Regions from separate parts of the Homo sapiens genome. Here all the other regions are linked to region 5. The links are chromatin loops, found by intact Hi-C in ENCODE. Cell type or tissue: dorsolateral prefrontal cortex. All regions are shown on one strand. Region 1 overlaps TENM4 (teneurin transmembrane protein 4). Region 2 holds the start of LOC124902724 (a long non-coding RNA gene). Region 3 overlaps TENM4 (teneurin transmembrane protein 4). Region 4 overlaps TENM4 (teneurin transmembrane protein 4). Region 5 has its middle 71 kb from the start of NARS2. Region 6 overlaps TENM4 (teneurin transmembrane protein 4). Region 7 overlaps TENM4 (teneurin transmembrane protein 4).

Region 1 (4,000 bases), 320 kb after region 5:
TCTCCTTCCCTGCACATCAATAATGCAATAATGTCATCAATTTGCCTTAGAACTCGCAACAAAGTGATTGCTCTTGTTCACTAATTTGCAAAGGAAGAGATTAAGGACTTTAATCTCTTGCCTTCTCTTCTACGTGTAAGGCTTACTCAGAAATGAACAAAGAACATCATTACACATATACACACACACACATATATATATATTTCCCCCCTACCCCATAAGCTTAAGAAGGCTACTGGCAGGAATAACTTGTGACACTCCTAAAATCAGGGTACCTTAGAAATTGCTCCATCACTGGCAAAATGGGGAAACTGAGGCTTAGAAAGACAGTGATTTGCCAAGGATAAATAGCCAGTGAGCCACAAAGCTGGGTCTGGAACCAGGTCTCCTTGCTCCCAGCCCAGGGTTCCTGTGTTTCTGTGCATCATTTGAAACACAGGCAGCTAAAAGGCATAGAGGAGTAGGGACATTGAACCACCAAGAAAACAAGCCCACCCCAGGGAGCACTGAGAAAAAAGGAGGAGGTTTGGGTCTTGGTCATGGAGAATGCAGGGTGTAAAATCCTGTCAGAAGAGAATCATCAAGGACAAAGATCTCTCTGATTTCCAAAGACAGTGGAAGCGGGGAGGTCCTAGCTAGAAAAGGAGGGTAGGTAATGACCGCCCTTCATTGTCATTTGGTGGGGGAACTCAAGCCAGTTCTCAGAAGAGCTCAGGTGACTTTCACCACATGGCCTTCCATACCCTTCCAAGGTTCACACCTATTTACAGCCCAGGCTCTCAGGTTTAAAAGAGCTGGGGCAGGCTTCCCTTGTCCCCACCTCAAGTTCTTTGTCCATGTGTTCCCTCTGCCCAGAACACCCTTGGTAATCTCTGTCTGGCACACCTCACTAATTTCTTCAAGTCCTGTAAGTGCCTCCTTTAGGAGGCATTTCCTAATTCTCTTAGGCAGAGTAGAGGCTTCTTCCTCAGTCACAGAACATACTAGGTTCCTACCGCCTTTGCCACCTTCGGCTATAATGATGTACTCCCAAGAGAAAAGATGGCATCTGACATTTCTTGGAGCATCCCCAAGTGCCAAGCAGTGTGCTGGGAGCTTTCACAGACAGGCTGTCTGTAAATCCCCTAGAGGCAGGTGGAGGGGACCAGGCAATGACTAACAGTTACCACACTCCTTCTGTGTTCCAGGCACTGTGATGGGTGCTCATCATGAGGTGGGCACTACAATGGCCACTTGACCCTTGAAGAAATAAGCCTGGAGAGGCAATGTGACTTATCTAATGTCCCACAGCAATAAAGCTTGTATGTAATTCAAAGCTGTTTGGTTCCAGAGCCCATAGACTGTCTTATCCCTCTTTGAACCTCTGCCTCCTTTTTCAGAATCTGGCCTGGAATTTAGTACCACACAAGCACTTATAAATAAATGTTTGCCAAATCAACACAAAACCTACAGTGTTATTTGTGGGGAAACAGTTTCATTTCCTCTCTTCTCCAAACATCAGGAAATCCTGGGGCTATTAAGGTGATCCTAGGTTACCTCATGTACATCCTGCCCCACCTCTTAGAGGTTTGAATTCCTTCCTGGGTTTCCTTGCAAAGAAGCTGACTGGCCTCTGCTGGACAGAGAGGGCAAGCACCTTGGCTCAAGTCTAACAGCACCTGATCAGGGGATACAAGCTGGTCACCCTGGAGCTCTTCTGCCATACCCCACCTCCCACCTTAAGAACACCAGGACAGAGCTCAGAATAAGAGAGCTTGCAGATCCATGCTTAAACCCAGTGGCTCTCTCTGCAGCCGGCATTTAGCCCTGCAGCTGGCTGGGGCTTCAGGGCCGCCTGTCTCCAGGCTCTGTGAAACTGGAGAACTTTTAAAGCCAGCGCTGTTTTATGGGTAATGGGGTAATCCTTCTCAGTTTTTCCAGTGAAAATGGGGACACTAAAATACTGAGTCTCTGGGCATGGTTGTGACAGTGCCTGGCACAGTCCCTGGCACAGAGTAGGTAGTTGGTTGGTGTTGCCTATGTCTTAACCTTTTTTTTTTTTTTCTGTCTGTGTCAATCTTTGTCTCTACCTTTACCTGTCTGGGCCTTCACCTGATGTTTCCTTCTCGTGATGTCTGTCTGTGCATCTTTGTCGGTACATCTGCCTGTCCGATGTCTCTCATGGGGGTTGGGGACAGAAGCAGCCCTCCAACTCTTGCACACTCCAGCGGCGCCGCGGGGCAAGAGCGGGGCTGCCTGAGCCCGCGGAGCCACGTCAGGCCCCCAGCTCCCCCGGATCCCACCACGCACCAGGCCCCTCCGCCCGGCAAGTGGCCCAAGCAGGCATCCGCAACGGAAGGACAATTTTAAAAACAAACCCTCAAAAGTAGGAAGAGAGAGGGACTTACCGTTCGCCGCGACCCCCAGGCTGGCGGAGCCACTTTTAACTAAGAATGAATTAGGGACAAACTCTTCCTCAGAGTCTGAGTCCGGGGTTGGCTGGGCCACACCGTTGCCTAGCAACCGCCTCTGGCTCTCATTGGCCGGAGGGGAGGGGGGCGGGGAGGGGGACTGCTCAATAGGGGTTGATGAAGCAGGATGAACAATGCAAGGGAGCACCTGCGAACCACAAAGACAAACACAGACAGAAAAAATAATGAAAATTGATTTTGAGGCACACGGGGAGGGGGAGGGAGCAAAATAAAACACTCATCAACGGGAAGGGGGGGCTCCCAACACGGGGCGATCTACTGCACACGTGGGCCGGGGGCGGGGCTGATGCCTCCACAGAGAAAGTTGCTGCAAACTCCTTCTGAAGAGCTGGGGCCTCAGTGCAGGCTGGCAAAGAGGGAATCTCGGAAGCACACGGAAAGCCTTTTCTGTTCTGCCTGTTCTTTAAGACATACCTGAAAACCCGGGGTCTAGTCCTGACGGGGCTAGGTGATCTATCAAACAGCTGCCCCTCTCTGGCCTCAGTGGCCTCGCTGATAAAAGCAGCAGTGGGGACTGGGTGATCCCTGAGCCCCTATAAGCTGGCCATTCTGTGATGTCACCGAACTGATATGATGTTCCTATTACTGAGATTTTATTCCGACCTGCCTGGAACAGGCCCTAGGCCTCGTAAAAAGGTAGAGAGAGCTGGAGAGAATGATTCAAGGCTTCACCTTTGGCAGTCTAGGATTTCAACACAGCAATGTTTCATTTTTCTAAGAATCTCACATTTTATGATTCTTAAATTCTGACATTCTCTGGAACCTGCCTAAAAGCAAGACCCTTAGGAAATTTTGTTCATGTCTTTATATTCAGAATCTAACATAATGCCTGGCACATAGTAGGCATTGTAGAAGTATTTGTTGACTAGCTTAATTCTAGGGGGTCTCACATACTAGGATTCTTAAGTTCTGATGTTCAAAGATTAGAACATGCTATAATTTTAGGACACTCACATTCTGTGAGTTCCAAGATGTTGTAAATCAGTCAGTCTGACCCCAAGTTTCTATCATGCCACGGTTCTAAAACCCCAGCTTTCTATAGTTCTATGAGCAAACTCCCAACTCTTCAGAAGGAGGAGGCGATGGCTTGGGACAAGAACTTTGAGCTCAGACAATTTGCAGTCTTATCTGTGGCTGACCTTTCAACATGTGCAGTACATCGTCTATAAGAGAGCTAACATAAGCACAGACATATAAAAGTATACAGTACAAGACAATGCAACCACTTACAGCAAGGGCTGCTCATTTTCTCCCACCTTGAGTGACAGAAGGTTTATAACATAGTCATATCCATCCAGCTTTTCAAACAGACTGAACCTTAGGAAAAATAATGCAGACCCAGTGGGCCATCTTAAGGTTCAGCGGGGCTCTAAGGGGGAGGTGGCACAGAGAGCGGCTGATTATTTGCAGGGTAGGGTGGGAAGCTTTTTGTGGTCTGTCCACACAAGAGCAGCCCACTTGGTTCACAGTCACCAATTCCTATAGGATTTGGCAGGTTCCATGACTTTTTTTTTTTTTTTTTTGAGACA
Region 2 (4,000 bases), 70 kb after region 5:
TCGAATAGTCCTTATGTGCAAAATAGGGGTGTTAACAGCTACCTTGCTAGTATATTGGGGAAACCAGAGATAAAATAAAAAATGCAAAGTAGCATAGTGTAGTAGATGCTCAATAATAATTATTATTTTAATTACCAATGATTGTGTCTCTTCTTGCACTTGGAGATGACTACGTAGTAGATATCTCTTATTAAGACTGAATTTTTTTACCCCCTGGTACTGACATACAATTTCTTTCAAGTCTAGGGCACATCGGAGTTGAACTTGGTGCTTCTGAGAAGCTAATTTTAAGTTCCTGTGCATGGTCTGAACATTTGCCGGGCCCTAAAACTGCATCTCAATATTGGCAGCCCCTTCCAAGTCTCCGGAAGGTATTTTGATTCAAAGGAAGCTCTGTTTGGACCGGATGGTCTGGTGCTGGCCATTTTCATTGCACAGTGAGGCATAAACTGTGCTAAGAGACTCGGGACAGACTGAGCAGTGATGAGAGCACCAGCAGGGCCAGAGCACTGCAGACCCCCTTCAAGATGAAAGCAAGAGAATTTGAAAAGTCTAGAAAGAAGCTATTTTGCATTTATCAGGTATGTAAGTTTGGGGTCCTTTTGAAAAGCAAAATTTTATTTTACAGATTTGTGTTTTTTGAATTCCCTATGAAGGCTGGGGCACCATAATCTTTTCAGTATGTAAGTCACTGAAGGTCTTAATCTGGCCCTGGCAGGTTTGTCATTATAAATGTCTCTTGCCTTGGACAGTGTCCTTGGGGACTGGCTACCTCGAAAGGGGCCAGGCATCCAGATCCAATGCTTTCCTTCTTTGGTTTTCTCTCCCTGAATTCAACTAACCTGATATGATTTTCTCCAACTGTCCTTCCTCTTTAATCCTTCTCGAACCAAGGGGAGGTCTCTCCGCCTGTAGCCTGGGTCCTCTTCAAGCCATTCTTGATCTAACCCAAATACCAACCTGCCATTTCAATGCTTTCCCTTCAAGGATTCCTTAATTCTTACAGAGAAGGTATGAGCTCCCTGCCCCTGCACAAATCCCAGCTTTCTGCTGTGCTGCTCCACCCTCCCATCCTCCCTCCCCTCCCATCCTCCCTACACCTGGCCACAGACCTGTCCCTGCAGCATGCCTCAAGTCTGCCTGCACCTGCTGCTCCTGCTCTGCAGTGTGCCCCGCCCCTCCCTTTCCTACTCACCCTTCACCTGTCAGTTCAAATGCTCCCTCCTCTGCAAACCTTCCCCAGCCTTCTCCCCGTGCATGGAGATTTGCATCCATTCATTGCTGGACGATAGGACATAATGCTGTGACTGTTCATTTATGTGTGTGCCTCCAAAACCCAATCGTCAATACTTGAAGGGAAGAGACTGGATTTTGTTCGTTTTTGTTTTTCCAATGTTCTGCTTCGTGCCTTCTAGCCCATGGCAGCCACTTGTTTTAAGTAGATGGCATGTCTATTTTTAGATTACTTAGGTAGTGTTTGCATTCGCATTATTTAGCTCTTCTTTTACTTCTCTTCTGGGGTTAGCAGTAAACAGGACAGGTATCCTGTCTATTTTGAAATGTCCCCTGAGACTTACCCTATAATGTAGCACAGATTTAAGCTTCCCAGATGACATCAATTCTGGCTACATAAAAGGCGGTGACCTTAGATCCTACTGTGTAATCCTGGGGCAGCCTTGATCTTTCTGCTTTTCTGATGACAGCTCTGAGGCGGGGTGATTTTTTTCATTTCTTTGCACATCACTCATGATAAACTGGTGCTATTTACCTCGGCAGAAAAGGGTCCCTGAGGGGGTATGGTGAGGGGGCCCTGTCCACTTAGATTAGCCCCCTGAGTTTCCAGCTCCTGTCTCCCTGCACTGCTCCAGAGAAGTGTCACTCATGTGGAGTTTCTCAGATCAGTCAATTCCAGGACAGGGTGGCATTGGCAGGATTATCCCAGAGTCCGTAAGAGCTGTGGCTGCATCTTTCAGCCCAAGGACAAATCTGAGGTCTGCTGGTAAGTTAAGCATAGGGAAAACAACAACTAGCTTTGAGCTTAGAAGGTGTAGGCTCTCATTTAGGTGAGTCACCTAAATAGTTCAAATCGTAGGTCCCTTAGCTGTCGAATGACTAAGTCCCTGCTCGGCTAGGCTCACAGGCTTGTCGTTGGGATCAAATGAAATTATACATCTCAACAGCCCTTTCTAGTTTGCAGAGCTCTCTGAACATTCAGCTCATTTCGTCCTCCTGCCACCTGGCCCTGGGAGCTGCAGCTGCATCTATGATGCCCATCTAGACTCCACCAGGCTGCAGCGCCACCTGTCTGCAGAACAGAGCTGCAGAGATGACTACCACTGATAAGAATGCATCTGTGACCACCTAGGGATGCCCATTCTGTCCCAGACACTGCGCTAGCACTTGATGCACACATGACCTCATTTTCTTCACAACTACCATATAAGGTAGGTACTTTCCTCCCTTATATTTCAGAAAACTGAGACTGGAAGAGGTGAAGTGACTTGACTGGGACCACAGATTCCTAAGTGGCAGGATGAAATTCCAACCGAGTTCTGCTTGACTCCAAAGTCTGTGTTCTTTCTACTTCCCCACCCTGCTGCCCAGGATCTAAAAGGTTCCTCTGCCCATATTCACCTGGGAGTACCTGCTCATCTTCTGAGGTTCAGCTTATCTGTAATCCCATTCCTGAACCCCCTCTTCTTCCCCACTGGTAGAACTGGCCTCTTCCTTCATTGTGTCTCCACTAGAGCTTACAAAGTTTATACTTTTAGTATCTGTAGCACCAATTAAACTTTTCTGTTTAATTGTCTGTCTTTTGGATGAAACCTTGAACTCCTCAAGAGGAGGGACTGATTACCAGTCTCTGCGGCTTTGAACTGGGCTGATGCAGAATAAGTACTCCAGAAAGTTCTGCTGAATCAGCCTCCCTGGCTGGAGTATACATAGGAAACGCTCACTGCTAACAATCTTAGAGTGATGGTTCTCAAACATGGCTACACATCAGAATGGCCTGGAGAGATTTAAAAATAGCCCTACCCATAATGATTGAAGGGTGTGGGCATCTATACCTTTGAGATCTCTCCAAGTGACTTGGAGGCACAGCCAGATTTGGGAACCATGGCCTTCGAGCAGTTCTTTTTCAACTTTAATGTGCCACCTGGAGCCCTTGCTAAAATGCACATTTCAATTCTGTAGCTCTGGGGCGGGGAACTTGAGAGTCCACATTTCTAACAATCCCCAGAGCAGGCCAGTGTTGCTTGTCTGTATTTTGAGCAGCAAGGCCTTAGAATACTCTACAAATCATAAATGTCTCAGAGCATGAGACGGAAGACGGCCTTCAGTGGAGGCCTCAGGCCTGGCTGTGTGGACAGGGAGCATTTCCTGGAAACGGACCATGTCTGATTCTGATTCAATTCTGATGCCCAGTATCCTGAGCAGGGCTGGACACAGAGTAAGATCACAGCTTCATTTTCAGTTTGCTGTAGAAGTCTCTAAGGACCCACATTCTCTTCCAGTTCCTCAAACATAACCTTAGTTTCTCTGGAAGTGATGTAAAATCAAGAGGCCTTCAGGGTACCATTCCTGAAGTTAATGAGCTGAAGCCAAGCTTCACTCTGCCCTCATTCTGGATGGTGTTTGGAATTTCCCAGTAGGAGCTGGGAACCTAGGAGTCTGTAGGGACATACAGGCTCACTTCCTTGTGAGTGAGAATTCTCTTTGTCTCTAAGTAAGGTCTGCCTCATGCAAAGGAGTGTCCTTCAATGACAGCAGTTGGCAGCCCTGGCAGAATTTGATTCCCTGGTTCTCAGAACCAGTGGGAAGAGGTTGAGTGTTGGAGCCACACAGTCAAGGGTTCAAATACCAGTTCTACCATCCACTTGGCTAAGTGACCCTGGTCACATCACTTCTATAGCCTCAGTTTTCTGAAGCTGAGAAATGGGGATAGTCACACCTATTTCAAAGGATTATTTTGAGGACAAAATTGCATGAAGAATATAAA
Region 3 (4,000 bases), 430 kb after region 5:
CTCTGTCCATGCCTTCTCTGACAGGTAGCCCCTCCTCCAGGCCTCCGCTTCATACTGGGCTCTGCTAACATCTTCCCCTACCCTCATCTGTGCAGGACCAGGGATGTGCCAGTTTCTTGCTGTTGCTACAGCCCAGGCGTCTCACCATCAGGGCTGGCTCTCAGACCCTGCTGCACCTCCGTCTCTTCATTAAAGTCTGCTCCTCTAAGCCATCTAGAGTGAACTGTTTCCTGTTAGGATCCTGACCAATGATACAGCTTCACCCCTTACTTTCTGTTGGCTTTCAGCAATCATCATCGTCATTGAACTAATAATAACACCAGCCACCACTTACTCAGGGTTTGCCATAGGCCAGGCACCGGTCAAGTGCTTGAGATGATTTCATTTAGTTCTCATCATTTCTACCTCTGTGAATCGGTCCCATTTTATTGATGAAGAGCCTGCGGCTTAGAGAAGTAAAATAACTGGCTTGCAGTCACACAGGAAGAGACTCAAGAGCTGGAAGTGTCCAACTGCAAACCTTCTTTCCAGAACCCTCTATCCTGACAGTGATAGAATGAGCTCCAGGCTAGGAGTAAGGCCTGTCCTGGCCACCTCCTAGCTGTGTGGCCCTGGGCACAGGACATTTAACTTACTCCAAGAGGCTGAGTTTGTTAGATGTTTTGTAAACTGTAATGTACTAAATTGGTATAAGGGATTGGAAAATCATTACTGTCAATGCCATCATCATTATTGTGTTGTTATTTCTAAACAACAAATTATGTAACTACTTTAAACCTAGACCAAATTAGGCAGGTGAGAATGTTTTGGGAAGCTCAAGTAGCAAATATATAACTAAGGACCAAACTAGTAGCTCAGTCATTGTAGGCCTCAGGCTAAACAAAGAGGCTCCAATCAAGACGAAGAGCATGTGGCCCCCAGGTGAGCACATTGCCACTGACGCCATCTGTGAGATGTGTAAGACCCTGGCAGGGACTCGGCCTGTCAGTCTGCTCCAGACATGGCGCAGTGTTCTGAAACTCTTCTCCAAGCAAAACCTGAGTACCACAAAGGTGCCTTAGAGAAGAATTCATTTTCACAAACTGTTGCAGACCAGTCTAGTGCTGGGCACTGGAGGTTCCAGAGAGGAGCGGGTCACAAGCCCTCCAGTGACAGCTCACCATCTCTCTGGGGTGTCAGCCCTAGGGACCATCACCATCAGTGACAAATGCTTTGATAAAGTATAAACTGCAGTTTTATAAGCTTGTTCTTATGCTAACGTGGGTCTTGGTTTTGGTGTGTCTGTGGAGAAGGAGAGTAGGCCCAGAGGAGAGGAGGGAAGAAGACATATGTGTTGAGCACAGTGCTTTTCACATACCCCCATGAAAGCCATAATTATTTCTCGTTTTTGAGGCCAGGCTAAAAGATCCAGTTATCTGATCAAGTTCACACAGCCAGTAAAGGACAGGGCTGAGACCTGAACCCAGACCTTCTGAATTTAAAATCCATGTTTGGGTGGTTGTATGAGTTTGTTTTCACGCTACTGATAAAGACATACCTGAGACTGGGTACTTTATACAGGAAAAGGGATTTAATGGACTTACAGTTCCACGTGGCTGGGGAGGCCTCACAGTCATGGCAGAAGGTGAAAGGCACATCTCACATGGTGGCAGACAACAGAAGAGAGAGCTTGTGCAGGGAAACTCCCCCTTATAGAACCATCAGATCTTGTGAGACTTATTCATTACCACGAGAACAGCATGGGAAAAACCGGCCCCCATGATTCAATTACCTCCCACAACACGTGGGAATTCAAGATGAGATATGGGTGGGGACACAGCCAAACCATATCAGTATTTTTTTTGTTTTTGTCTTTTTCCTTTATGTGAAGCTGGGCTTGGATGGATCTGGAAGGTTTCAATAGGGACGTGAATGTGGGGAGGCCTGGGAGCCCCCTGGTGGTGATGGTGATCAGGGGATCACTGAAGACAGGAAAAGAAAGGGCTAGTAATGGTAAGATAACTACTGTTAATTGAACACCTCCTCATGTGCTTGGTACTGTGTAAATTATTTCAAATCCCTATAATAACTTGGTAAGTTAGGTATTATTCTTTTATTCTTTATTTTCTCTTATTTACTCTTATTTTATCAATGAGATAACAAGCCCAGAGATTAACTGGCTTGCTCTAGATCACGTGGCTTCCAAGTGTCAGGGTCTAGATTTGAAACTGAAGAAAATGTTTGAACCTCAAGAAAAGGATCAAAAACCTAGTTCCATAGGCTCATTCATTTGGTAATCATTGCTAAGTCCCTTTTCTGTCCTAAGTGCTGCAAAAGATCCAAGGAGGCGTCATAGGAGACTCCCTTCTTCTCTCCTCCCCGAACTCCCAGTTCCTACCCTCCTGTGCCAAGCCTTGTTGGAGGCATCAGAGGACAAGACAGATGTGCTTCTGACTCCTAGATGCTTCTATACACTGGGCAAGTCAGACAGAGGGAGAGGCAGGGAAGGACACCACAGGGGCCTGCCCCACACCCAGGCCAAGGTGGGTCAAAGGTGGAGAGACCATCAGGGACCACTCCCCAGAAACAGTGACATCTAAATGAAAACCAAAGAATGTCAAGTAAAAGACGGTTTTGAGGTAAGGAGAGAAAAAAGTTTAGATCTGTGGCTTTCAAATTTCTCTTGCCTACAGTAAAAATACGCTTATATTGCAATCCAGGATACACACATCTACAATTTTTTTAACTAAAACAAAAATTTCATGAAAAGATGCTGAACCTTACTGCAAGGGTGAAATCTGATATTTTATTCTCTACTTAACTAGAATTATGAATGAGATGCCAATCTACAGTCTGAAAAACACTGTCCTAGATCACAGCATGGAAAAATGAACCTGGCACAGACAAAGGCCCAGTTATATTCCGAGAGTTCAGACTCTGGGGAGGGAAAGAGGTTGGAGAGAAAGCTTGAGAAGTGAGGAGGGAGCAGCCTGGTAGAAGAAATAAAGTAACATCCCTACATGGTAAATGTAAGTGGACAGTAAAATGCAAAATGCATGTGGCAGAGAGAGCCTGCCCTCGGAGGACCTGGTAGGGAGCGTGCCCTGCAGCTAGTTTTCAGAGGCCCTGCTGCCTTGGGAGGCTGGAGCTGGTCTGGAAGAATGGCAAGAGTGTGGGGCCCGGGAGAAGGGGAGATATGGGAAATAAAGCTTTTGGTGTTTGAGGAGAAATTCAAGAAACAAACCTGGCCCCTTCACATGGGTTCCAGCAATATTTATGAAGGGGCAGGAGCCTGGAGCATTCGCAGAGAGACTTCCACAGACAGTACAGTGCTCGAAAAAACCTCTGCCCCTGCCAAAACCCGCAGGGAAATGGGGGCTGTTATCACCCCGGGTTACCTCGCAGCCTCAGATACAGCCAGAAACGAGCCAGGAAATTGACTGAATTCCTACTGGACTAAAGTTTTATAAGTTTTCCTTAACATAAGCACAGGGTGATATTTTTAGTTCTTTGTGTGTCAAAAAGGGCCCATAAATATTTCAGAGCTAAAATGTGTTCCACAAAATATAAGTCCTGGGTAGCATCTGTGTGTGTGTGTGTATGTGTAAAATCGTGAATTTTACTTTTCTTATTCCTTCAAAGTGTGGTCTTTGAGTCCTTTATTTTAAAGTGGGGGTGGGGAGGATGGCTTGTGGTGGTACCTGTTCTTGTACCAAGTATTGTGTTGGGCTTTGTGCAAACCAGAGAAGGAGGCACTCCTATCCCCACTTTACTGATTTAGAAACTGAGAGTAGCAAAGTGATGCTCAAGTTCACACAACACACCAGGACTGGAATCCGGGAGCTCTGCTTCTGAGGTCTGTACTCTCTGTTGTAGCACCCAGAGCATATTTCTCTGGCACTGTCACTTTGGGGAATCCCTGGCCTTTTTCAACAGTGAGACAGTGATTATAATAATGGTGGCTAAAAGCAAGGTCTTTATATGCATTACCTCACTGAGTTCTCACCACTCCCAAAACCAT
Region 4 (4,000 bases), 460 kb after region 5:
CCTGTACGGAAGAAAAGCAGACAGAGGACAAGGCTTGCAGACGAAAAGTGTACATCCAAACCCATCTCTCCCAGCTACCAGCTGTGCCATACTGGGCAAGCGATGGGTCTTCTCTGGGGCTCAGACCTTCCGTCTGGAAAATGAGGCTAATGAGTCCTACCTCATAGCCATCAACGACATCAGGAACATCATCATCATCATCCCTGGACAATTTCAGTGTGAAAGGAACGTGGTATTGCAGCTAGTAAGACCTGAATTGGAATCCCAGCTCCAGAACTTGGGGAAATGAGTCAACTTCTCTGACCTTCACTTTCCCCATCTATAAAGTAGGGATAGAAAGGTCTCCCTCAAAGGGTGACTGTCTAGATTGAATAAGATGACACATGTAAAAATGGCTTTGCAAACTGTTTAATTGGAATAAATATACGCATTTTTTTCTGCTGAGCTAAAACCTGACTTACGGTAACTCACCTGGGAACTTTGGTACACAGAGATGTTCCTGCCACAAGGACCTCTGAGCCTTCCCTCCTCCTGTTGGAGGAGCTCCGTTCCTTAGTCATTCCTGGGGGTCTCTGGTTTGCCTTGGGCACCACCTGGATTCCCCTCCTGCCAGGGGTGCATCTGAGGGAGTGCTGCTGGGATTTCCTTCTGTGGGGATCTAGCCCCAGTGCCTTTGCTCCAGACCCTCTCTCCTTTGCAGGCCCCCCATATAGTCTTCTGTGGAACATCCCATCCCATTGTTCATGTCCTTTTCCCTGTCGTTCTCATGGTGTGAATTTAAGGTCCCATGGGGAGAGGTCAGAGTCATGGTGTCCTCTTTGCCTCTGTGGTCCTGAACTAGTCATTTCCCCTCCCAAAGCACTTGCTCCCCTGGGTCTATATCAAAGAGGTGGATGATATCATCATCAGGTCTACTAATTGCAATGATCATCAAAACTATTTCATGCAGATTTTCCCAAAATGAATTTGACCTTGAATACTCCCCCACTTTCCCCTTTAATTTTTCAGTAGAGCTTCTCAGGGATTGTTTAGGAAGGACTGGGACTACAGCTCTTCAATGCTGACACCCTATACATCTGTATGCTCTTTAAGGCAAGATCCCCAGAGACCTTTTTGTAATCCTCACCACAAGGAACATAAAAGTTGGCCATAGCCATGATTGCTTCTAGATTGACAGAGAGCACAGCAAGCTCTGCTGTCACCACGTGGCTCTTGTTAATCTGTACCCATCTATCTGCCTAGCAAACACTTGTACTGTAACCTTCATGGGTGCCCATGGGGGTTTTAACAGCTGTGGAGCTTTTTGTTTCTCATGCATTTGTGCAGCCATTTGCTGCCCCAAGTATGGGGAGATGCTGTTCATAGCAGTTTAGCAGCAGTAAAGGGCTGTCTGGTTGAGCACTTTCACGCCAGGGCCGTTTTTAGCATCTTTAGCAATCTTTGCCTGGTACTCTCAGGTGGAGGAGGGGAGACAACCACTTATATCCCTCCCCTGAGCACGTTTCCCTGTCTGTAAAATGGGTATAAGGATATGCAAATCATAGGGTTTCCGTAAACATCAAATGCTATAACAAATACATGGAGAACAGCATATAGCACACTGTAAGCAGTTATTTCGCACTTTTCTCAACTTAAAAAGCTCATCACCCTTAGGTCCCCGCCCCCTCCTACACATCACTGACATCCAGTGGCAGATCTGGGTAACTACAGGTGTGAGTACCCAAAGCTCCAGCCTCTTCCGTGCCCAGTGGACCTCGTTTCAGGGATTGTGGGGTGTCTTCTAAGTAGTGTTAGCCAAGACCTGCCTCTGATTTTCCAGGCACTTCCATATTTATCATCTAATTTCATCCCCACCTCAACCTTTAATGGTGAATAGCTTACAATGACAAAGGGAGGATCATAGCTAGTTGTGGGGCAGGACTGAGGCCTGCCCTCGATGGTAAATTCCTTGAGGTCAGGGAATTTGTCTGTCTCATTTCCCACGACATCATCCCTGTACCTATGGCGCTGCTTGGCACACAGTAAGTGCTCAGTAAATATCTGTAGAAGCAATGACAATTTTAGGAAACCCCAATCTGTGCCAGTCCCCCTCCAGTTTAGAAGTCCATATGGTGAAGGGACTTGCTCCAAGTGACAAGTGGCAACCTGCTCCAGGAATAAACTTACAAGGAAGCCCCTCCCTCTCTCCTCCCAATGTGTTTTCAAGTGGACAAAAGGTATTTAGCAGGGGTGTTCTTAACCTTCCACTCCCCTTATCTGGAAAGGAGTCTGCCTGTGTCCTCTGTCCATTTTCTCCAGGCCCTTTCCCATCCCCCAGAAAAGGTCACACCAGACTGGGGTAGGGAAAGAAGCAAAAATGGAAGCTGCAGAGGCGTGTGGGCTGGACTGGGGAGAGTGCTTCTCTGGGGGAGGGTTGCAAAGCATCCAGGATTATAAAGAAAAGCAAGAGAATAAGTGTAGGAGGGCAGCTACCTGGGAAGAGGGGAGGGTATTGGGGGCCATCCCCAGGGTTTCAAAGGTGGCATCATGTTCTGTTTCTTAAGCTAGCTGGTGGGGCCATGAGAGTTTCTCATTATTGTTTACACTGAACATATTTGTTATAAACACTCTCTGTAGAATATAAAAAATTTTCATAAAAAATATTTTAAAAGAGATATAGGAGAAGCTGATGTCAGTAAATGCAGTAGAGGGCAGAGAGAAAAGGCGGATTTTAAGCAGTTTTTCTGTGGATTTGGTGGTTCTTGATAACTTCTGAGAAATATTAGGTGGAAGTCTGAGTTATTCTGATGTTATTTCTGATTGTTGGGCCATGTCTTGACCTTGGCATGCTCCAGGACTAACACACAGGGTCCTGGCTTTACAGCCCTTACTTTGGCTTGACTTTGAAATGGATTGACATGGCGGAGAGGCTCTTGATTGATAGAAGCAGAATTAAGAAACCGTTGCGTCCTGGAGGGCTGAGTAATCCTGCACAGTGCTTTACTTCTCTGGGTTCCTTGTGTTACGTGGGTAAATGATGCTCTGCGCCTCACTTTCCTCTCAGGGCTGGTGTGAGGATTTAATGAGAACATGCAAATGAGGGTGCTTTATAAACCAGAAAACATGCTGTAACTGTGGGACGACTATTACCATAAGCACTGCTGGCAGAAAAGTACTCTGAAAATGACATAAAGTGCCCCCCAAATGTGAGGCATTTATGTTATAACTGGGCATAACTTTCAGCCAAGGTTTCCTGGAACAGAATCAAGTTTTCATACCACTCCAGCCAAAACAGGTGGAAAGTGCACTTGGCAGCTGTCTTCTAGCTCCAGAAGATTTATGATGAGAGACTGGATAGTGCCAGGGCTAGGAACCAGGCTCCAGGGCCAGATCGTGTGAGTTTGAGTCCTAGCAACACTTTCTACTGGCTTGGGCAAAGTATGACCTTGGGAAATTTCTTAACTTCTCCATGCCCCAGTCTCCTGATGTATAACATGGGCAAAACAATGGTAGCTAGAGCATAGAGCTCTTCTGAGAATTAAATGAGTTGGTATGTACAGTGATCAGGACAGTGTCTGACAAGGAGGAAGCGTCCGTCAAGTACAGCAGTTATCAATGTTAGTACAATATAGGCTCCATTTTCTGAGGGAAAAATAAACAGAAGGAATAGGCATCTGTTGCAGTCATACATTGGAAAGCTGGGTTAGACACTTGGAAGAACTTCCTGAGAAGGTCGCACAGTGCTCATCATGAAATTTGGGGGATCCCCAGGGAGCTCCCTCTTGTTCAACCATGGGCTGGTGCAATGGTAAAGCTGAAGCTCCAACACTCCTCAGCCACCCTTCGAAAAATATAAGAATATACTCTGGCTCCTGGAGAAGCCAGCGCTGAGCTAGGTAAATAATCGGGAAATGCTGAAAAATGACCCACAGCCTTGTCCCTGCTCCCAAAGCTCCTGGTACCTGGTGGACATCTGTGAGATGTTATGAGGGTTCAAGGAACAGCACATGTGAAGCCCTTG
Region 5 (4,000 bases):
AATTGGCTATTTTAAAATGTCTGTCTTCAAGCTGATTCATTCTTTTTCTGTCATCTCCATTCTGCCATATTGAGCCCATCCAGTGAATGTTTAAACTTTTGGTCATTGTGTTTTTTTAGTTGTCAGATTTTCATTTGGTTTTTCTTTATATATTTTATTTCTTTTCTGAGACTTCATACCTTTCATTTGTTTCAAGTATGTTCCTTCTCACTTTTGGAGCACTTTTATATTGCTGCTTTAGTCTTTCATAGATAAGGTCAACATATGTGTCATCTCAGTATTGGCTAAGATTTTCCTCATAGGCCAAGTGTCTTGACTACTTCAAATGTTATAACACTGGATCTTAATTCTATGGAGAGTTTTTTTTTTTTTTTTTTTTTGCAAGCATTTGACTAGATTGGGTTCAGAACATGTTTTGACCAACCTTCTATAGATTGTGGTTTCAATGTCTGCTTGGTTTTCCAAGACACTGTCAGGCTATTCAAATCTGTTCTGCATGTGTGCCACCCAATGGGCAGTCTGGGACCAGAGCCACGGACTCTTTTCTGAGTTCAGTTCTCAAAGTTTATGGCATACTGCGTAGGATCAGATCTATGCATGCGATGCTCAGGGATGAGTCTGGGCATTCACAAACGACTTTACCACTGTCTTGAGCTTCTCCATCATCACCATCTCCCTTGGTATTTTTCATTGCCCTGAGGCCCACATTTTAGGTTTTCCAGCCAGAAATCTCAGGCTTTATTTGCCTCTCTCTGACACACACTTGCTGCAGCTACTGCACCTGCATCTAGGACCAATTGGTGAAAGGACAGAGAGAAAATGTAGTGGAGGTTCACCCATACTCTTGACACCCCCGCTCCTCCAATCAGAGAGAAGCTTCCCCCATGTCTATGGGCCTCCGCTGTTAATGCTGCCACTCTCAGGGGGCCCCTTCCCACTCCTCGAGGTGAAATAGAGGTTTCTTTTGGATGCGCACCTCTGGACTTTCAACTACCTGAGTCAAGGCGTGGGGATACCAGAGTGGAAAAGGGAGGTGAATTCTGCCAGTTCAGTGGCCCTCCAAATTTTGTTCTTCTCCAATCTGGCTGCCACTATTTGCTTTTCGGCTCCACATAGCTGCTCTATGCAGCCTGTGCAGGTTCTCTAACTGCTCCACTTACTTGGATATTTTACTTATTTAAAGAAGAGTTCCAGTTAATGAAGGAATAATAGACTAAGAAGTCAGCATTTTTTTATTTAACGTCACCAAATCTTATCACTAGAAGTAGAATAATCAAACACTATGTGTCCCCCATTAGATGTAATAGAAAGTACCTATGAGTTAGTCTTGCTTAAAACAATTGAACCTGAATTTAATTAAGCCTTTAGTGCTACATGCCAGCTTCTAGGAATTATGAGGCCTGAGAACAAGTAAAGTGACACCATGAAGAACTAGCCGCTAAATCCAGGTTGTGAGATATCCTGGAGTACAAATAACCTTTTTCTTTAATAAATAAATAGCATTAAAAAGAAGGGAAAACTATTATAGAATGGAGAGACTTCAGAAACACAACACATAAAGGGGGGATAAGTAATAGTACTCACGAGATTCTTAAGATTCAATTAGAAGAGCAATGTGAAGTGCTTTTCACAGTGCCTGGCAAATGGTCAATGGAAATGATTACTACCTTGTGCCACCTCTCAGAGTCTCAGTCTCCTTTTGTTTGTAACACACTAGGAGATGACAGCCTCCCCCTGTCTTAACAGTTAAGGAATTCAGCCACCTTAGTCCTCCATCCCTCTGCACCTGGTCAAGAAGGTGGCCTTGGCAGTATCTGCTGCAGTGTGCACAGTTGGCCGGTAGATGGCAGCTCAGGCCAGTTTATCTGGAGCCTTGGACCCAGGAAGAGCTAGTTCTGTTTTTGCTGCAAGAGGCTAGGTCCTGCTTGACCACCCATCAGACAGTATTCACCTTCTCTTCCTAGGTAGGAGGGATAAAGCTAAAGGAAGAGAATCGGTGGAGCTTTTTAGATATAATAAGGGCTAGCAGTTTGCTGAGAATTCCTTATCTGCTGGGCAGAGAGGTATTCTTCAGACCCCATTAGACCAGGGCTTGGGCACTGCCTGGCCAGCTGTCCCCAAACTCTGTTTCTCATCCCGTGAGTCCCAGTGCCTGCTGCCTCATCCTGAATCACTGGTGTGCAGGTACAACCTGGCTTAGCTTCTCTTCCCACCAGACTGAGGGAATTAACACCTACACACTCATCCACACCTGGTGTAAGATGTCCTTGAGGGAAAGTTTGCAGAATGAGTAAATAAGTGAATGCCTTATGGATCTTCAGTTATATATCTCTCTTCCTAAGTAGACCAGTAAATTCCAGGACAGGGTGTACACATTTTCTTTTTGTCTCAGCCTAGGAGGGAGTCTGGGTAGTGATGAATCGTGCAAGCCTGGAACTAGGTTGCTCAGCTTCAACTCCCAGTTCCATCTGCTTGCTACCTCACATGCCCTTGGCAAGTGCCTGCCTCTCCGCCTGAAAATTGGATACTAACAGTACCTCTCTTGTTGTACTGTGGTGAGTAATAAATGAGCAAATGCATTCAAAGTGCCTAGGAAACTGCTTGACACATTGTAGGCACCCAGTACATGTTAATTGCCATCTGAAGCTTTCCTTGCAGTGGGAAAGATTTAATGAACTTACAAAAATGCATTCAAGGAAGAAGTGTAAAAGGCCTAGTGTGGTTGTCTGATAGAGGGAATGGCTCTCAAGAAATAGCTCCTTCTCCTCCTCCTTGTTCTGCTTGTTATTGCTGTTAGCATCATTGATTGTTTAAAGATGCCTAAGTTAAATCTCTCCAAGCCCCATGAGTCGTGAGTGCTGTTTTGTCCACCTTTTTCCAACCTCAGGCACAGCAGCAGCCTCTGTAGTTGTCTGTATGGTGCTGGGGGCACCACATTCAGAACTGAAGGATCCTCTTCACATTGGCCCAGGGAGCAGAGGGAAGGTAGGGACTGCTAGAGCTAATTTTCCTGCTTTTCCTTTCTGGTGTGAGAGTGTGAGGTGCTTTTAGGGCATCATCTGAGAGTCATTGCTGAACCTTGGGACTGTTGTACAGGTCGAAAGGGTTCTCCTATGGAGGTCGTCTGAACTCTAGGAAGTACAGGAGCAGGACAAGGGATGAGCATGATCTTACCTGATCTCACCCATGTTTTTCTGCCTATCAATTTGGAGGAATGGGAAAGTGTGACAGGTGGCCACTAGGTGGCGTTATCAATGTGAAGAAATCAGGGGTGTGTTAATACATCACCTGTCCTGTACAGTAGAGTGGAAGAGCAGATAAACGCCTAGCTGGAGAAAATAAAGCTTCTCATATAAATGCTTCCCAGCCATCTGGCAAGATTTTGGGTGGAAATGGAGACTAACCCAGGAGAATGTGCATGGTGTGTGCATGAATATTTAAGAAAACCAGAGGAGGAGGAGGAAAAGTCAAGTCTACCTGATTGGCCTCTGCCCACCTGTTCAGCCCTAACTCTTAAGGCCCCTCCCCTGGCTCCCCCACGATATGCCAAGCCACCCGCAGGACACATTGGTACCTTAACTCTACGACACCCTCCACCTGGAATGCTCTTCTTCATTTCTTTCTTTGAACAGTTAAGGGGTTGCCTTCCTCTAGAAGCCTCTCCTGATTTATCCTCCCCTAGGCAGAACAGGTTTGTAGTTTCTTTGTGCCCCACAGTCTTTACCTGTGCTCCAAGTCTTTGCCACTTAATGGACTTAGATGTTTACCACTGAGTGGGGGTTTCCTGGCTTGGAGCTGGTGGGAAGGTCTCGGCTGGTTCTATCCAGTCCTGACCCAACATGTATGGAAGGGCTTTCCTGCCCACAGCTTCCCCACCCATTTGGGGGGCTCCAGGGCTCATCCTCTGCCTCAGGTTCTTGAGAATGTCCTAGAATGCTGAAAGTTTGTTCACACTGGGTAAGCAGTGTGGACAGGGCTGCCTCCATAACTTGCACAGCCC
Region 6 (4,000 bases), 520 kb after region 5:
CCATGATTTCCAGAATGCAGAGCTATAAGAGGGGGGCTCTACATGGCCCTCATCTGTGATATGAGCAGGAAACGCATCTTTGTTGAGTCAACATCGCTGGGTTTGGGGGTTCTTTGCTGTTATATCTTATCTTAGTCTACCCGGACTGCTGTGTCTAGGTTCAAACTATCGATTGATCACCAAATAAACACCACAGGGAATAACAGTTGGCATGTAGTATCTGATTTAATCTTACCCTACGCACTAGGTAGCATCACCCTTATTTTGCGAATACAGAAACTGAAATCTAAGGATTAAATTTAAAAATGAAATAAAAAGAATAAATTGCCCAAGATAACATGGCTAGCCTGTTTTCAAATGTCTTGTTTTCAAGCTTTTTGTCATTCCTTTTGTCCTTAGTTTTCGCATCTGTAAAAAGGGGGATGGGGCTGGACCAGATGCTTTTAACATTTATCCCACCTCTCATAATTATAATTACATGACTCTTCCAGCTTTGCCCGCCCTCCTGGCCTCCTAATGTGTGGCTGACCCAGATGTTGAGCCTCTAGGTAGATAGAGCTCCAGTCCTGCCCTACAACCCCAGTCTTGCTGCCGATCGCATCTGTCCAGAAAAGAAGAGTGATTTGACTACTGGTTCACTCACTCGTTCACTCAATCAATTATTCTATTATTTATTCATTTCTACTTAATACTGACTCAGTCATTCATTTACAGATGCCTTCCACTTCCTCTTCCACCACCTGCTGGCCAAAGCTCATATTCAGTTCCCCCAATTTTCACTCATTTATTTCCTCAAAATCACACTTGTTCACTCATTCACTTGTTAGCTTCTTCATTTATTTTCTTGTTGATTTATTTATTCACGAATTCATTTTTTACTTATTTATTTCTTCATTTATTCATTCATTAAGTAAATCATTCATTTACCATTTTCATTCTTTCTATCCTTCATTCACTCCCTTCTCCATGCACTCACTCACTCATTCCCTACTCTCCTTCCTCCCTATTCCCCAGTGCAGCATCCTCCCAGGAAGCAGAGCCTCCATCATGGCTGGGGCCATTAGTCCTCCCTCCCAGAACACTCTCTTCCATTTTAACATCCTGCTTGTTGATCTGTGCAGGCATATCTCCTGGTGTGCAGGGGATATGCTTTCCACTCAGAAACTGATGTTCTTGTAATTACTGTTTTGACTTTCACCCTCTAATGATAGAAAATTCTTTCCACAAACTCCTCTAGTATCCAGGAAGGCAACCGTGCAGAATGGGCAAGGCATGCAGTGCCTGGGGGTTCAGATTCCAGAACACAGGGTATTCCTGGCAGTCAGAGCTCGGGGGACTTGGGGAGAGCCTCTCTTCTCCAGGACTTTGCAACCTGGGGTGCAGGGCTGAGATGGAGATGGGGGCATCTCGGAGAGCAGCAGACTTGGGGAGCCAGGTAAAGGAGTGTGAAGAAAAAGCGGCCCATCTCAAGACTGTGGAGTCATAATCTGTCTGTACTTGGGTTACTACAGTGACAGGTGCCAGGGTCAGGGGTGAATATAGAGGCTTATCAGCATGTCACCAGTGAGAATAAGTTGTCAGCAATATCATGGCAGAAGATCAACATTACAATTTACTGACCTCTTACCCTGTATCAGGTATTTCTCATACTTTATTCTAGTTGTCCCTCAATGATCAATCTCCCCATCTTTCATTTAGAAATTTAATCCTTTGAGTTTTAGCTGGTTCCATGACCTCTCAGCCAAAGACTAGATTTCCCGGATTCCCTTGCAGTGAGGCATGACTGTCTAAGTTTGGGCCAATGGGTGTGAGCAGAGGTGTTATGTGCAACTTTTTGCTTGCAGTTTTAGAAAAAAGCCGGTTGCCTTCCACTTCCTCTTCCACCACCTACTGGCTAAAGCATGGCCCTTTTTAGTGAGCCATCTTTGTCTCTGGGGTTAAGGGCATCTTGAACAGCATGTTAGAAAAAGATAAAAGAAGCCCTGAAGAACCTTGTGAAGTAGAACATCTCTATCCCCCTGGCTGAGATTTTATGTGCAAGAGAAACAAGCTTCTTTTATGCTTTGGCCACCACTGTTCTGATCTCTGTTAAAGCAGCCACGCCAGTGTCTACTAATCCCAGGAGGAAACCTCTTTGCCCACATTACGTCTTCTTGAGGATAAACTTCCCTTATGGGAACACTCTTGCCTTACCTTATTCCATTACTAATTTCTCCTTTTCATGGTTGAAACGTGTGCCTTCAAAATTCATGTCCACTGAAAATCTCTGAATGTAATCTTATTTGGAAACATGGTTTTGCAGATGTAATTAAAAGATTGATATAAGACCACACTGGATTAGGGTGGGCTCTAAATCCAACGAGGGGCTCCTTACCAGACAGAAAGGACACACAAAGACACAGAGGGGAAGGCCATGTGAAGTGGGGGTGGAGACTGCAGTGATGTGTGTCCCCAGGCCAAGGAGTGCTGTGGAGTGCTGACAGCCGCCATAGCTAGGAGAGGAGCATGGAGTGGATTCTCTCAGAGCCTCCAGAAGGAGCCACTTCGCCAATACCTGGACTGCAGACTTTTAGCCTGTCCAACTGTGATAGCATATGTTTCTGTTGTTTTAAGTCAGCAACAACTTGTTCTCTGTGAAAGGAGTTCAACCTTTATCTTGTGGTCAGTGGGGACCCATTGAAGGGTTTGCAGTAGAGAAGAGATGATAACAAGAATGGCTAACATGGGTTGAGTACTAACTCTGCACCAGAAAATGACCCAAGTGCGCACTTAGACATACCACCTCAGCTAATCCACAGCACAACATGGACACAGGTACTATCATTACCCCCAGTTACAAATTAGCAAGTTTGTGGTAATCTGAGTGACAATGATTGGGTTGGTGGGTGTGGGAGAAGGAACCGGACCTGCCTCACCCAGTACCCCCTGTATGGCCTATGAAGTGGCCTATGGAAAGCACAGCTCTTCTCCTCTCCTTGACGGGATGGCCAAGTCTGTCTAACTATAGGTCGAAGTGTTAGCAAGACCCTGTGTGCAGATCTAAAGCTGCCCTGTGGGCTTTCCATGGTAATTGGTGGAGGGCAGTGGTCAAGATCATGGCCTTGGAAGCCAGACCACCTGGCATTAAATCCTAGTCTTCCAGTTACTAGTTCTGTGATATGGGAAAAATTAATTAAACTTTCAGTGCCTTGGTTTCTTCATCCATCAAATGGGGCTAAGAATAGTACCTACCTTATAGAAATGTTGTATTAGTTAACATCATAAAGGGCTTAGAACAGAGTTTGACAAATAGGAAATACTAAATAAGTATTAATGCTTAACTAGTGGTCATGATGCTATAAAGTATTTGCTGTTATTATTTATTTATTTATTTATTTATTATTATTGTTATCTGTCTGACTCCTCTATGTCTTAATTAATTTTGATTTTAGGCCAGGAAGATAAGTATTATTTTCTAGCTCCACCGGAATCCCAAAACTTATTTAATTTTCTTTAGCCTGATTTTGCAGATGAGGAAACTAGGTCTGAGAGAGATGAAATGGCAAGCTCTGGACAGCCTTCGAGTCCTCCTCCACATTCCCTGGCTGCCCAGTCACCCATCTGGTCTAGTTGTTGGGTTTGCGGGCTCACCCCTCCCTGGCACCAGGTGGCAGGTCCTGGAAGGTCTCCCTCCTGGCTCCCAGGCAGTGTGCAGGAGCCCATTGGGAACTCCCTGGGCCAGCTGTTCATCTGCTGCACAGCATGCTGAGCCATGCAGCCTGGTCAAGTGGACATGGGCCCATATGAGGATCCATAGTCCCTGTTCATACAAGGCTGGCTGACTCTTCAGCTCTGAGGGAGCTATTTCTGCAGGCCCAAGGTGCGCTGCAGGGAAAGCAGGTTGCACATACATGCATAAACATGGTCCTTCTGCCTAAAAGGTCCCTAGACCTTGTCCCTGAGTGAAGGCAGCATGTTTAATGTAGAGAACCAGCCTGCTTACCAGACACCTGACCCCACA
Region 7 (4,000 bases), 420 kb after region 5:
AATAAAAGGGAGCCATTCCCATGATTGCTGTCATTATTTAGATCTGAGTACCGCATAACGAAGCTGTTAATGTAACTTCCTAACCAGGAGCAAGTAGACAGCCTTTGGGCACCTATGGGGAGTCTAGGTTTAGGGAGTCCAGTCTTGGAAGGGATGTGGGAAACAGAAGCCCTTTATTAGATTCATCTGCCTACCTCCTCTGCCCACCCGTCTACCCTGAGTACAGTGAGGCTTTGAGTTCTGTGGCCAGTGGGGAAATGGACGATCACAAAGAAATGACAACATGGCCAGGGGAGCAGGCAGCCATTTCTCTGTCCCACTATCAAAGGCTGAAACTCTTCAGGCTTGATTAATATGTCATTATCACCCAACAGAGGCTTAATTCAGCTGTAATTCAGCTCTCAGGGAATATACAATAATGTGCGCAAGTGTGCACCTCTTTCTGTCATGACTTTATGTTAAGTGATCATTTGTCACCATGGCAAGAAGCCTTCAAAAGAACAAATAACCCAAGTATTTTGCTACAGAGGGAACTCACTGTAACTAGGGCTGTAAGAGTAAAGATTTTAGAGTCATGTAGGCTTGAGTTCCAATCTCATTTTGCTTGCTGTGTGACCTATGCAGATTTCTTAACTTCTCTGGGCTGCGGTTTCCTTACTGTGTGCAATGGGGATAATAAAACCTTCTTTAAAGGGTTGTAGGGGGAGTAAATGAGATAATATAGCTAAAGCAGTTAGCACTGTGCTTAGGTTGAGATAATCGGTGGCAACTATTTTTTTTTTTTTTTTGACAGAGTCTAGCTCTGTTGCCCAGGCTGGAGTGCAGTGGTGCAATCTTGGCTCATGGCAACCTCTGCCTCTGGGGTTCCAGTGATTCTCCTGCCTCAGCCTCCTGAGTAGCTGGGATTACAAGTGTGCACCACCATGCCTGGCTAATTTTTGTATTTTTAATAGAGATGGGGTTTTGCCATGTTGCCCAGGCTGGTCTTGGACTCTGGCCTCAAGCAATCCATCCACCCCAGCCTCTGAAAGTGCTAGGATTACAGGCCTGAACCACCATGCCCAGCCATACAACTATTAAGTATTAATGCTGTTATTATTATCATTTTCCTCTTGCACACCTTCATCTTGTGCATGCAATTAGGATCCAAGAATTCTACATCTGGAAGGGCCTACAGGTCATTTCATTTAGCTCAGCTAGACCCAAAAAGCGTTTATTAGAATACTGGTCCCACCAGATGCTCTGAGAATAAAAGAGTTCTGTGGTCAAATTGATTTGGGGAATGCTGCATACATCCTCCCTTGGTAATTTATCCATTAGCATGCACATTAACATCTTAAAAACTCTAAGAAGCCCTGCAGTAAAGAAAGTGGTTTAAGTTTGTTTGATTCAGTGTTTCCTACATTATTTGACCACAGAACAGCCCCTTACCCCATCTAAGAACTAACATTCTCAGATCAGGGGATGCTAATTTCATTTAAACTATTTATTTTATAGATGAGGAAACTGAGGTCCCAAGAAAGGATGCAATTTACCCCATGCCACACCCTAGACCAGTAATAGAACTGAGGCTCCCTGCCTGCTGTGGTGTGATGGCACAGACCCTATTCTCTTTGTGCCAGGCCCTGCACTGCCCTTCAATTTAATGCTCAAGTTCAGTGCGTGGTCGGGGTGGGGAGAAGCAGGGTTGCTGGCTGGGTATGGCCTTGGGAAGGTGGGTGAGGGAGTGTGGGTGGTTTCCCACCAGAGAGAGGGAAACTCCTCTGGTACTGAGGTCATCGGCCCCTTCACAGGGCTGGCTGGGGACCAACGGAGAGTGACAGTGCTAAGCCACTACCCAGTACCCAAGCAATTGCCACCCTCCCACCCCTAGACAAGTACACAGGCTCCCTAGGCGAACATGTTAGTCCTCTGGGAGGGGTGGCAGGATGCACCTTTGGAACTCTGCCACATGGGACTCTGGACCCTAAGGGGATACATTTCCCCCACCTGACCCTGACCGTGCGTGGTCTCCTGCCCATCCCCAATCTGGGGATCAATCTTGGTTTTGCACCACTCAGTTGGAGCCTCCTCTTCAGAGACTAACCCCTCTAAGCCTCATCTCTGACCTGGTCCCTGCCCTGATCCAGGGGAATCCCGGGCAGGAATCACGAGGATCTACATTTGAAGCTAGAAGCCAGCAGGGGGCACTGGCACCAGGCTAGGTGCTTCCTATTCTATTAATAATTCAGACTGCCCTCCCCTTACCCTTTTGCTGGCTGTCGTGCGGAAGCACCAGCAGGCCTCCTCTTCACTGGGCTTCCCAGAAACAGCCCTCCAGGTGCTGGGGCTGTTCCTGGGCTCTGCCACTCTTTCCTTTGCTGCCAGAACCCAGCAGGACCCACCTCGGTGCTGACCTGGCTCAGCAAAGCTGCCCAAGGGCTGGTAGGGCATGAAATATATAGAAGGGGAGATTCCCCCCAGGCAATAGTCTCCACGCAGGACCACGTTCGACTCAGAGCCCCTCAGAATTCTGCCAGCAAGGTCCCAAGGGAGAAAGAGGAAGACGCTGAAACTGGGCCCCCTTTCCTCCACCATGAAAAGGAGGTGTGTGAACCAGGTGTCATCTTTTCCTCCCACAGCCTCTCTCAGGCCTTGGGAACGAGCCTCAGGGAGGAGAGTGGAATAATGAGTGTGCAGCTGGCACGTCCTGGGATCAGGGGGAAGCTGCAGCAAAGCCTCAAGTTTTAATCATTAAAGTTTATTTTTTTTTGTCTTTTTACTTTCTTTTTATTTTTAATAGACAGATAATAATTGTATATATTTATAGGGCACAATATGATGTTTTGATACCTAAATACCCTGTGGAACGATTAAATCAAGTTAATTAACATATCTCTCATCTCACATACTTATTTTTTTGTGGTGAGAATATTTAAAAATCTACTCTTTTAGCAACTCTGAAATATATAATGTATTATTATTAACTATAGTCACCATGCTGTGCAATGGATTTCAAAAACTTACTCCTCCTAACTGAAACGCTGTACCCTTTGACAACATCTTCCCTAAACCTCAAGTTATCCCCAAATGACAGTTTTTGTTTGGAAGCCATCCTCTGAACAACATAAGATGCTGATGTGGGACAGCGTTCCTAGAGGTTGCCCAGGACAGCTGAGCACCTGGAGCTAGAGATGGCATGAGCAGGATTCAGGCAGGACCAGGCCTTGCTGATTTGATGGAGGATAAACTATGGGGAATCTGTTACCACTGCCCCATGCCCTCTCTGCTCCCCTGCACACAGGCACCTTATGAGCAATGACCCAGAGACTTAGGCGCCTCCCTAATCCGGAAGCAAAGAGCAGCGACCCAATCTCTGGCATGTCACTCATGGGTGGGCATTTCACGTGACTCTCCAAGAGACTCTGACATTTGACCCCTGAGAGTAAAGCAATTTTTCACCAACTTCACCAGAGCCCCGGCAGTGGAGCAGGAAATCAATATTATAAATAAAACCCCAGCCCCACCACCCAGGCACCCGGCACAGACCAAACCAGCCACTCACCAGTCTCAGTGTTTTCATGCTCGGTGTCGGTGAGTGTGAGATTGGAATTGGCCCGGCTGGACAGGCAGGAGCTGCGCCCTGACCGTGTGCTCCGGCCCCACAGACGCACGGGGTGCTCAGGGGACAGCACCGTGTCAGCCTCCATGTCGGCATCAGAGCCAGCCCCCATGGAGTAGCCGCAGTGGGGGAGGCCAATGTCTGTCCGGTACAGGGTCCCGTGAGGGGGCGTTACTTCTTCCAGCCCCAGCTCCCGCAGGGTGAAGTTGGCACCTGGGAGGAAACACAGGTGAACTTGGTTAGGGCACTGAGATGAGGTCTGCGTCTGCCTCTGCCTGAAGCCTGGCCTTCTTACCCCAGGGCTCACTGTCGTTCTTTGAACTTGCTGTGGCATTCTATGCCCATGCCTTTGTTCAAGTGATTGCCTCTGCCTGGAGGGCTTTTTCTGCCCCCTCTTCA

The links. Peaks named below come from ENCODE experiments on the same cell type or tissue, not always from the same donor. Only the 100,000 strongest peaks of a DNase experiment are listed, where the experiment ranks them.
Region 1: a loop joins it to region 5, with 4 times the contacts of the local background. A loop is called at or near these places in 50 of 110 quality-filtered maps.
Region 2: it touches region 5 in a loop (4-fold over the local background); 39 of 110 quality-filtered maps call a loop at or near these places.
Region 3: it touches region 5 in a loop (3-fold over the local background); 73 of 110 quality-filtered maps call a loop at or near these places.
Region 4: it touches region 5 in a loop (4-fold over the local background); 31 of 110 quality-filtered maps call a loop at or near these places.
Region 6: a loop joins it to region 5, with 11 times the contacts of the local background. A loop is called at or near these places in 17 of 110 quality-filtered maps.
Region 7: a loop joins it to region 5, with 3 times the contacts of the local background. A loop is called at or near these places in 70 of 110 quality-filtered maps.

The regions. Positions count from the first base shown.
Region 1 is chr11:78,959,756-78,963,755 of GRCh38, forward strand. All of the region lies in intron 6 of TENM4 (teneurin transmembrane protein 4), which reads right to left. Among named protein-coding and RNA genes, the nearest start is that of TENM4-AS1, 130 kb to the right of the region's middle. In dorsolateral prefrontal cortex, a CTCF peak has its summit at 1,593 (motif pointing left); a DNase peak (open chromatin) is centred at 2,486; H3K4me3 peaks cover 1,236 bases.
Region 2 is chr11:78,713,609-78,717,608 of GRCh38, forward strand. All of the region lies in intron 25 of TENM4 (teneurin transmembrane protein 4), which reads right to left. LOC124902724 (a long non-coding RNA gene) reads left to right here and starts at 152. Exons shown (of 3, transcript XR_007062800.1): 1 at 152-581; 2 at 2,191-2,444. RefSeq lists an enhancer at 1,521-2,720. In dorsolateral prefrontal cortex, a CTCF peak has its summit at 2,330; a DNase peak (open chromatin) is centred at 2,273.
Region 3 is chr11:79,074,790-79,078,789 of GRCh38, forward strand. The region is part of intron 4 of TENM4 (teneurin transmembrane protein 4); the gene reads right to left. Among named protein-coding and RNA genes, the nearest start is that of TENM4-AS1, 16 kb to the right of the region's middle. In dorsolateral prefrontal cortex, a CTCF peak has its summit at 1,953 (motif pointing left); a DNase peak (open chromatin) is centred at 1,936.
Region 4 is chr11:79,098,605-79,102,604 of GRCh38, forward strand. All of the region lies in intron 4 of TENM4 (teneurin transmembrane protein 4), which reads right to left. TENM4-AS1 (TENM4 antisense RNA 1) reads left to right here. Exons shown (of 2, transcript NR_199027.1): 2 at 1-451. Among named protein-coding and RNA genes, the nearest start is that of TENM4-AS1, 7.3 kb to the left of the region's middle. RefSeq lists a silencer at 1,480-1,774. In dorsolateral prefrontal cortex, a CTCF peak has its summit at 1,673 (motif pointing left); a DNase peak (open chromatin) is centred at 1,703.
Region 5 is chr11:78,643,557-78,647,556 of GRCh38, forward strand. No RefSeq gene overlaps it. Among named protein-coding and RNA genes, the nearest start is that of NARS2, 71 kb to the left of the region's middle. In dorsolateral prefrontal cortex, CTCF peaks have their summits at 1,839 (motif pointing right), 2,056, 3,239 (motif pointing right) and 3,444; DNase peaks (open chromatin) are centred at 1,855, 2,495 and 3,225; H3K4me3 peaks cover 623 bases; H3K27ac peaks cover 288 bases.
Region 6 is chr11:79,159,112-79,163,111 of GRCh38, forward strand. The region is part of intron 3 of TENM4 (teneurin transmembrane protein 4); the gene reads right to left. Among named protein-coding and RNA genes, the nearest start is that of TENM4-AS1, 68 kb to the left of the region's middle. In dorsolateral prefrontal cortex, CTCF peaks have their summits at 744 (motif pointing left) and 1,892 (motif pointing left); no DNase peak of the experiment used is centred here.
Region 7 is chr11:79,061,194-79,065,193 of GRCh38, forward strand. It overlaps TENM4 (teneurin transmembrane protein 4), which reads right to left. Exons shown (of 34, transcript NM_001098816.3): 6 at 3,545-3,814. Among named protein-coding and RNA genes, the nearest start is that of TENM4-AS1, 30 kb to the right of the region's middle. In dorsolateral prefrontal cortex, CTCF peaks have their summits at 2,184 (motif pointing right) and 2,386; a DNase peak (open chromatin) is centred at 2,177.